Regions from separate parts of the Homo sapiens genome. Here region 1 is linked to region 2. A link is an interaction called in ENCODE POLR2A ChIA-PET data of the cell type or tissue named here. Cell type or tissue: MCF 10A. All regions are shown on one strand.

The links. Peaks named below come from ENCODE experiments on the same cell type or tissue, not always from the same donor. Only the 100,000 strongest peaks of a DNase experiment are listed, where the experiment ranks them.
Region 1: POLR2A ChIA-PET joins it to region 2 with 5 read pairs; 3 of 35 experiments call an interaction of 5 or more read pairs at or near these places.

What each region holds. Positions count from the first base shown.
Region 1 is chr1:109,859,884-109,864,883 of GRCh38, reverse strand. The region is part of intron 4 of LINC01768 (long intergenic non-protein coding RNA 1768); the gene reads right to left. Among named protein-coding and RNA genes, the nearest start is that of LINC01768, 34 kb to the right of the region's middle. RefSeq lists an enhancer at 1-11. In MCF 10A, no CTCF peak of the experiment used is centred here; no DNase peak of the experiment used is centred here.
Region 2 is chr1:110,388,223-110,393,222 of GRCh38, reverse strand. SLC16A4 (solute carrier family 16 member 4) reads left to right here and starts at 2,197. Exons shown (of 9, transcript NM_004696.3): 1 at 2,197-2,358; 2 at 3,868-3,986. The coding sequence starts at 3,900. In MCF 10A, no CTCF peak of the experiment used is centred here; DNase peaks (open chromatin) are centred at 2,122 and 2,972.

The sequences.
Region 1 (5,000 bases), 530 kb after region 2:
TACCTGAATCCATGGATGGGTTCCACCTGAAATGACCAAGAACCACCGCTCACACCCACTGCACCCACCCAAGTGGAAGAGGAGGTGTGAAACGATGGCTTGATTGTCCTCTGGCATGGTGCATGGCTGAGGCTGACACACCCAGAAAGCCCAGCTGCTTCACCAGAGGGGTGTCTGTGTGTAGCAGCCCACATGTGGTACACTCTTGTCTAAGCATGACACTGCAGGAGGACTCAATGCAGCTCGCGTCAGGAGCTGGACTATTTGTGTGATAGGACTTTGGCAGGACTGGTTTACAAGATACTGGTCACAGAGACCCCTGCTGATAAAATAGGATGTGGTAAAGAAGCCAGCCAAAACCAAGATGGCAACAAAAGTGACCTCTGATGGTCCTCACTGCTCATTATACACTAATTATAATACATTAGCATGCCACAAGACACTCCCATCAGCACCACAACAGTTTACAAATACCATGGCAACCACTGCACTACCGTATATGGTCTAAAAAGAGGAGGAACCTTTGGTTCCGGGAAATCTCCACCCCTTTCCTAGAAAACTCATAAATAATCCACCCCATATTTAGCATGTAATCAAGAAATAACCATAAGTATAGCCAGCCAGCAGCCCATGAGGGCTGCTCTGCCTGTGGAGTAGCCCCCCTTTTATTCTTTTACTTTCTTAATAAACTTGCTTTCACTTTGCTTGCTTGCTCTTGAATTCCCTCTTGTGCAAAGCCAAGAACTCACATGGCCTCCCAGGCTGAACCTTAATTTTGGGGTTCACCCTGTGACATTAGCAGCAGTGCATCAGGAGCTGGGGTGGGAGTGGGGGAATTCTAGTTTCAACAGTGATAGAGATGGCAGCATCAGAGAGAGCCTGGGTTCCTTCAGCCAAACACTGCATAAACTACAACAATGCACAGGCAGCAGGGAGAGAGAGGGTTTTGCTCATGAGGAAAGAAAAGAACTTATAGTTGAGGAATGTGAGTCCTTTTAAATCATCAGTCCCAGAGAGATATTAAAATGAGAAAGCAATCACATTCTACTTCCCCCTTGAGCTATGTATTCATCTCTTAAAACTGCTTGCTATTGCCACAAATAGCACTTGGACACTATATTGCTTAATAATGTATAGCAAATCACTCTTCAATGTTACTTTTGTGTATGTGTGTTTTTTTGTTTTTGTTTCTGTTTTTGTTTTTTTGAGACAGAGTTTCCCTCTTGTTGCCCAGGCTGGAGTGCAATGGCACGATCTCAGCTCACTGCAACCTCCGCCTCCCGGGTTCAAGCAATTCTCCTGCCTCAGCCTCCCAAGTAGCTGGGATTACAGGCGCCCACCACCACATCTGGCTGATTTTTGTATTTTTAGTAGAGATGGGGTTTTCACCATGTTGGCCGGGCTTGTCTCCTGACCTCAGGTGATCCACCCACTTGAGCCTCCCAAAGTGCTGGAATTACAGACGTGAGCCACCATGCTGGCCCAATGTTACTTTCGTAAACCAATGAGAAATCCTGACAAACAACTTTGTATCAGCCTACTCCCTGTCCCCACTTTCTGCCTTTAAAAATCCACTTGTGGCCAGGCGCGGTGTCTCATGCCTGTAATCCCAGCACTTCGGGAAGCTGAGGCAGGCGAATCACGAGATCAGAAGTTCAAGACCAGCCTGACCAATGTGGTAAAACGCCCTCTGTACTAAAAATACAAAAGAAATTAGCTGGGCATAGTGGCGGGCGCCTGTAATCCCAGCTACTCAGGAGGCTGAGTCAGGAGAATGACTTGAACCCAGGAGGCAGAGGTTGCAGTGAGCCGAGATCACACCACTGCACTCCAGCCAGGTGACAGAATGAGATTCGGTCTCAAAAAAAAAGTCTACTTGTAACTGCTGCTGATCAGAGTGTGTGTTCAGGACAACTTGAATCTATGCTGCCTGGTTGCAATTCTCAAGCTTGGCCCAAATAAACTCCTTACATTAATTTTGCCTCAGCTTCTTCCTTTTAGGTTGACACTTACTTGGTGTACTGGGCTGAATAGCAACCCCCACCACCCCAAATTCATATCTACCTGGAACCTGAGAACATGACCTTATTTGGAAGTAGGGTCTTTGTAGATGTAATCAGTTAAGATGAGGGTCTGTTTGTTTTGGGTGGGCCCTAAATGTGATGTGACTGGTATCCATATAAGAAGAGGAGAGGACACAGAGATTCATATGGGAAGTCCAGGTGACCTTGGAGATAGAGATTGGAGTGATGCACCTGCAAGTCAAGGAATGCCAAGGTTTACCAGCCAGAAGGAGCCAACCCTGCCAGCACCTTGATTTCAGACTTACGGCCCCCTGAACTGCAAGACATTAAATTTCTGTTGTTTTCAGCCACCGATTTGTGGTACTTCGTTACAGCAGCCTGGTAACAAATTGATTTGGGCATGTGGGGATTCAGGAGATTAATCTGGAAAATAAGAAATAATGAGAATCTTATTTGAATCCCAGACTGGTAAGGCAAGTTACACTAATTACAGATTATTAAACAGATGTCTTATCTGCTCTGATAAACCAACAAAATGCTGAAATGACATCTTATAATATTTTTGCGGATAAGCTAGGAAAAATGTGGGTTCGATGATGGTACAAGTTGAGGGTTTTCAGCTAGTTTAACACCCGATTGGATTGACCAAATGATGCTGGCCCACAGGAAAATTGCATGACTCTGTCCTTTACAGTAACTTGGATAATACTTTGAATATGTTCTTTTTTTTTAATACTTTAAGTTCTAGGGTACATGTGCACAATGTGCAGGTTTGTTACATAGGTATACATGTGCCATGTTGGTTTGCTGCACCCATTAACTCATCATTTACATTAGGTATTTCTCCTAATGCTACCCCTCCACCTGCACCCCACCCCATGACAGGTCCCCATGTGTGATGTTCCCCGCCCTGTGTCCAAGTGTTCTCATTGTTCAATGCCCACCTATGAGTGAGAACATGTGGTGTTTGGTCTTCTGTTCTTGAGATAGTTTGCCCAGAATGATGGTTTCCAGCTTCATCCATGTCCCTGCAAAGACATGAACTCATCCTTTTTTATGGCTGCATAGTATTTCATGGTGTATATGTGCCACATTTTCTTAATCCAGCCTATCATTGATGGATATTTGGGTTGGTTCCAAGTTTTTGCTATTGTGAACAGTGCTGCAATAAACACACGTGTGTATTTGTCTTTATAGTAGAATGATTTATAATCCTTTGGGTATATATCCAGTAATGGGATTGCTGGGTTGAATGGTATTTCTAGTTCTAAATCCTGGAGGAATCACCACACTGTCTTCCACAATGGTTCAACTAGTTTACACTCCCCAACAGTGTAAAAGTGTCTCTATTTCTCCAGATCCTCTCCAGCATCTGTTGTTTCCTGACTTTTTAATGATTGCCATTCTAACTGGTGTGAGATGGTATCTCATTGTGGTTTTGATTTGCATTTCTCTGATGAGCATTTTTTCATGTGTCTGTTGGCTGCATAAATGTCTTCTTTTGAGAAGTGTCTGTTCATATCCTTTGCCCACTTTTTGATGGGGTTGTTTTTTCCTTGTAAGTTTGTTTAAGTTCTTTGTAGATTCTGGATATTAACCCTTTATCGGATGGGTAGATCGCAAAAATTTTCTCCCATTCTGTAGGTTGCCTGTTCACTCTGATGGTAGTTTCTTTTGCTGTGCAGAAGCTCTTTAGTTTAATTAGATCCCATTTGTCAATTTTGGCTTTTGTTGCCATTGCTTTTGGTGTTTTAGTCATGAAGTCCTTGTCCATGCCTATGTCCTGAATGGTATTGCCTAGGTTTTCTTCTAGGGTTTTTATGGTTTTAGGTCTTATGTTTAAATCTTTAATTCATCTTGAATTAATTTTTGTATAAGGTGTAAGGAAGGGATCCAGTTTCAGCTTTCTACATATCACTAGCCAGTTTTCCCAGCACCATTTATTAAATAGGGAATCCTTTCCCCATTTCTTGTTTTTGTCAGTTTTGTCAAATATCTGATGGTTGCAAATGTGTGGTGTTATTTCTGAGGCCTCTGTTGTGTTCCATTGGTCTATCTCTCTGTTTTGGTACCAGTACCATGCTGTTTTCGTTACTATAGCCTTGTAGTATATTTTGAAGTCAGGTAGTGTGATGCCTCCAGCTTTGTTCATTTTGCTTAGGATTGTCTTGGCAATGCGGGCTCTCTTTTGATTCCACATGAACTTTAAAGTAGTTTTTTCCAATTCTGTGAAGAAAGTCATTGGTTTCTTGATGGGGATGGCATTGAATCTATAAATTACCTTGGGCAGTATGGACATTTTCACGATATTGACTCTTCCTATCCATGAGCATGGAATGTTCTTCCATTTGTTTGTGTCCTCTTTTATTTCATTTAGCAGTGGTTTGTAGTTCTCCTTGAAGAGGTCCTTCACATCCTTTGTAAGTTGGATTCCTGGATATTTTATTCTCTTTGTAGTAATTGTGAATGGGAGTTCACTCATGATTTGGCTCTATGTTTGTCTGTTCTTGGAGTATAGGAATGCTTGTAATTTTTGCACATTGATTTTGTGTGTATTTCTGTGGGATCGGGGATTATATCCCCTTTATCATTTTTTATTGCATCTATTTGATTCTCCTCTCTTTTCTTCTTTATTAGTCTTGCTAGCAGTCTATCAATTTTGTTGATTTTTTCAAAAAAACAGCTCTTGGATTCATTGATTTTTTGAAATTTTTTTTCTGTATCTCTATCTCCTTCAGTTCTGCTCTGATCTTAGTTATTTCTTGCCATCTACTAGCTTTTGAATGTGTTTGCTCTTGCTTCTCTAGTTCTTTTGTGATGTTAGGGTGTCGATTTTAGATCTTTCCTGCTTTCTCTTGTGGGCATTTAGTGCTATAAATTTCCCTCTACACACTGCTTTAAATGTGTCCCAGAGATTCTTGTACATTGTGTCTTTGTTCTTATTGGTTTCAAAGAACATCTTTATTTCTGCCTTTA
Region 2 (5,000 bases):
CTCACAACAACCTTGCAAAATATTAGCTACGCTTTAGAGTTTTAGAAACAGACTCAAAGAGAGTAAATTGCCCAGAGTCTACGGGCTTAAAAACTGACAAAATTGAGATTATCACCAAGCCTGCATTTCTGTTCATGTGCCTCTATGAAACATATGTTTGAAGTTCATCTCTGATTACTTTGCTGTCCTCTTGGCCTCTATGAATGACTTGCTGTTCTGCCGCATTTCAAATCTGACCCCAGGCATTAGCATCAGAGTTCTCTATCAATATAAAGCCTATTATAAGACAAAGATGAATAGGAATATATACACACATATATAATGTATTGTTTACATAGGTTAGGCACAATGATTCACTATTATCATTTAAGGAATGGTAGGAACCCTCCTGAAATCTAACTTCCCAGTTGTATATGTTCCTATATGTATATGTGTGTATATATATATTCCTCTGTGTGTGTGTGTGTAAGAAAAATATATATATAGCCTAGCATCATTTCATCCTGTGATTAGAATTATGGATAGCTGGCTCCTTACAGTGGTTTATGCCTGTAATCCTAATACTTTGGGAGGTCAGGATGGGAGGATCGCTTGAGCCCAGGACATTGCAAACAGCCTGGGCAACAGAGTGAAACCCCCATCTCTTAAAAAAAAAAAAAATTAATTAGCTGAGCATGGTGGTGCATGCCTGTAGTCCCAGCTACTCAGGAGGCTGAGGTAGGAGGATTGCTTGAGCTGGGGAGGTCAAGGCTGCAGTAAACCATGATTATGCCACTGACTCCAGCCTGGGCAATAGAGCAGGCCCTGTCTCAAGAAAAAAAGAAATCATAGATAGCCCTGCTTTAAAAGAGCAACAAGCGTGCCACCAAAAAAATAAATAAATCAGTCTTGTTTACTAAAAAATGTTTTCAGGCTGGCCACGGTGGCTTACGTCTGTAATCCCAGCACTTTGGCAGGCTAAGGCAGGCGGATTGCCTGAGCTCAGGAGTTTGAGACCAGCCCGGGCAACACGGTGAAACCCCGTTTCTACTAAAATACAAAAAATTAGCTGGGCGTGGTGGTATGCGCCTGTAGTACCAGGTACTTGGGAGACTGAGGCAGGAGAATCACTTGAACACGGGAGGCAGAGGTTGCAGTGAACCGAAATTGCACCACTGCACTCCAGCCTGGGCGACAGAGTGAGACTCTGTCTCAAAAAAAAAAAAGTTGTCTAGAGTGTATTCATAATTACAAACAGCTCTCTGAAAAGCATTTATTTGCCTTCTCTCTTTGGGTTTTCTCCTTCTGTTGAATGTTTATTTGATCCTTGCCACCAGCATCATGTAACTGCATAATCCTTCCATGCTTACACTTACAGGGCACCCTCCCAAACCACTAAGCTGTCCTTCTGCAAGCACTTTAATCAAAAAGTATTATAGAGTTTGATTTTAAGAATCTGAGAAGCCTCTTGCTTCTTAAAAAGGAACATGCATAAATATGTGCAGATTTTCCAGATAAAACTAAAAACACATCCTTTCGTCTAAAATATACTCTGGTTTAAAATCTGGAATATTGGTGTGGGAGACGAAAGACAATTTCCCATTTGACTTGTTTGTTTTGTTTTGTTTTATGTGGAGGGTAGAGGGAGGAAATGGGAAGAGAAAGTTGAATTATCCCAGTAATTTTCTAGGGGTCTCAGCCTTAACCATTTCCAAAATATAATAAAAAAAATCTCATTAAAATTACTACGAGCATACGTCTTTTGCAGGAGGTGGTTGAGGTAATCAGATCTCAAAAATGCAATTAAAATGGGGTCTGAAACCCCAAATTAGTAACCAGAATCTTTAGTCAATATACAAAAGGCCACACGAATGGGTTGAGCTTACTGAAGATTTCTGTTTGTGGCCCAGGAAATGCCTCTCTCACCACCCATCCAGGAGTTTTATATTCTCCTGTAAAATAAGCATGTTGTGAGAAGTTCCCTGAGGAAATTTGAAGACAAGTGTATGAGAGCTCTGGAGCCCCATCCCCCTGCCCTGAGCATAGTCGCCAAAAGGACTTTCCACTTAGTTTACTTCATGCTTGCTTTTGAGCCTGCGGCAAAAAATTCTACCTTCTGAGTGACTGTGGGTGGAGGGAGGGCCTGAGATGACATCAAATCACAGTCTTTCCTCCTCCCCTCAGGAAGTAAAGTCCACTAGCAGGAGGGCCTAAATCGTCTGAGCCCTCCTTGGCTCTTACAATGCTCACTTGTTTTCACAATGCAGCAAAATGAAATGCCTTAGAAAAAGAGTAACATTCCAGAAAACGGTGTAATTTATTTTTCTTCCTTAATTGCCCCATCTGTGGAGGATTTCTTTGCTGAACACCACATCAAAGGTAAGATGGGAATGGGACTGTGTGCTGGGTTGGTTTTCTAACAACGACTGGCATCTCTCCCCACCCAGCCTGCTCACCAGATGGCCATTCCGCATACCCTGCCAGCTGACTTTCCTTTCCAGTTAGAAACAGTCAGCCTTCGACCCGACAGGGGAAATAATGAGTACTGTTCCCCCTTCCTCAGAACATTTACATTTTCTTTTTGCTATCATTCTTTATATACACTTGTTTATTTTACGGAACCGATTGGGAGAAGGTAGCATAGTGTCATGTTACTCCTGAATACTTTAGCATGTATCTCCTAAGAATATTCTCTTGTGGAAGAGGTTCCAAGAGGTTAACCTTGGTACAGTATTCTGTATTATACAGTCCATATTCAAATTTCCCCAACTGTCCCCACAAACTGTCTTTTACAACTTTTTTTTCTGATCTAGGATATATTCAATAAGCGGGTATCGCATTTCGTTGTCATGTCTGTTTAGCTCCAAAAATATTTACATTTAGCAAGTGTTTTCTAAGGAGAATTCCTAAACTCAAGGCTCGCCTTCCCTTTCTATTTCTCTTAAGAGTTCACCCGGAGGACCAGCAGGGTGACGCACAGCTTCTCCAAGAAACTGGCTTGCAGACCTGGGGGGAGGGACACTGAGTACAGTTCTAGGAGTGGCCACCCCACAGTCACTGAGATCAGGCTTTCCAGGTAACTAAGTCCTTAGTTGCATCAGGCAGACTTCATCTGTAACTGAGGGGTTAAAAAAAAATTACAAGTGGTTTTATATCATAGGGAAAGAGGTTTTTTTTCTGTTTTGTATTACATTTCAACTTTTATTTTAGATTCAGGGGGTACATGTGTAGGTTTGTTACAAAGGCATATTGTCTGATGCTGAGATTTGGAGTATAATTGAACCCCTCACCCAGATAGTGAGCACAGCATCCAATAGGGAGTTTTTCAACCCTCCTCCCTCCCTATCTTGTAGTCCCCAGTGTCTGTGGTTCCCCTCTTTATGTCCATATGTACCCAATTTTTAGCTCCCACTTATAAGTGAGAACATGCAGTATTTGGTTGTTTCTGCATCAATTTGCTCAAGATAATGGTCCAGCTGCATCCATATTGCTGGAAAGGATATGATTTTGTTCTTTTTTATGGTGGCTGTGTAGTATTCCATGGTGTCTATGTATCACATTTTCTTTATCCAACCCACTGTTGATGAGCACGTAGGTTGATTCCATGTCTTTGCTATTGTGAATAATGCTGCAGTGAACATAAAAGTGCATGTGGCTTTTTGGTAGAACAATTTATCTTCCTTTGGGTATATACCCAGGAATGGGATTACTGGGTCAAATGGTAGTTCAATTTTTGGTTCTTTCAGAAATCTCCAAACTGCGTTGCACAGTGGCTGAACTAATTTGCATTCCCACCAACAATGTATGAACGTTCCCTTTCAGATAAAAAGTTTAAAAGTTTAGATTAGTTTCTGGTCCACTGAATCAACTGTCTTGGATTTATCACAGGGATCTTCTGCATTTAAAATAGAAGAGGCATCATGCTGAAGAGGGAGGGGAAGGTCCAACCTTACACTAAAACCCTGGATGGAGGATGGGGATGGATGATTGTGATTCATTTTTTCCTGGTAAGAATTCACTTTTTTCCCCCTTTCCTATTGCCTAAAAGCAGGCTTTCTGGAGAAAGGCTCAGAGCTGCCTACGAATAGGATCACTTAGGAAATCTTTGGCATCTGAGTGGAGGGGTGGGCAGGAACAAGGCCAGGAGCTGCCAAAAACTGCTAAAGTCAGAGGCCCATGCCGAACCCAGGAGAAAGTTGAAAATGCCCCTAGAGCAAAAGCAGAAATGTTCCTGGGCTGGGTGTGGGGGCTCACACCTATAATCCCAGCACTTTGGGAGGCCTAGGTGTGTGGATCACTTGAAGTCAGGAGTTCGAGACCAGCCTAGCTAACATGGTGAAACCCGATCACTACAAAAATACAAAAATTAGCTGAGTGCAGTGGCATGCACCTGTAGTCCCAGCTACTTGGGAGGCTGAGGCAGGAGAATTGCTTGAAATCAGGAGGTGGAGACTGAAGTGAGCCAAGATCGTGCCACTGCACTGCAGCCTAGGCAACCATGAGAGACTCTCTCAAAACAAACAAACAGAAGTGTTCCTGAATCCAGTCATCTACTCTTCCTATCATCTCTTAAACCTGAGAATGCTCAGTCACAATCAGCAGTTCTGTACTGGCTGCATGGCAATTAGGGTTTGGGGACAATCATACTTTTAACCATCCCAAAAGTAGCACTGGGAGGTGCTAAAAAGTGCTCTGGGGGTGATCTCCCCAGTTCAGCCCAGCATAGATAGAACACTGTGGGCACAGCCCCTTCTACCGATAAGGGGTGGGGACATTTCCTCTGTTTGGCCTGCTGTCTACTTCCCAATCCATCCCCACTAACTATAGTTTATGCTATCTATATTTCCGATGTGTTTGGAAAGGGAGGACAAGGATTTTGAAGGGGGAGCCTGATTCTTCTCCTTTACCCATAAGCAACTAGACGAGGCATTCCATTTTTTAAATTAACTTCTTTCCCTCACCCTCCCAGGGGTTGAGGTGTGAGAGTGGTGATCTGCATCATCAGCATGCCCATTCCAGAA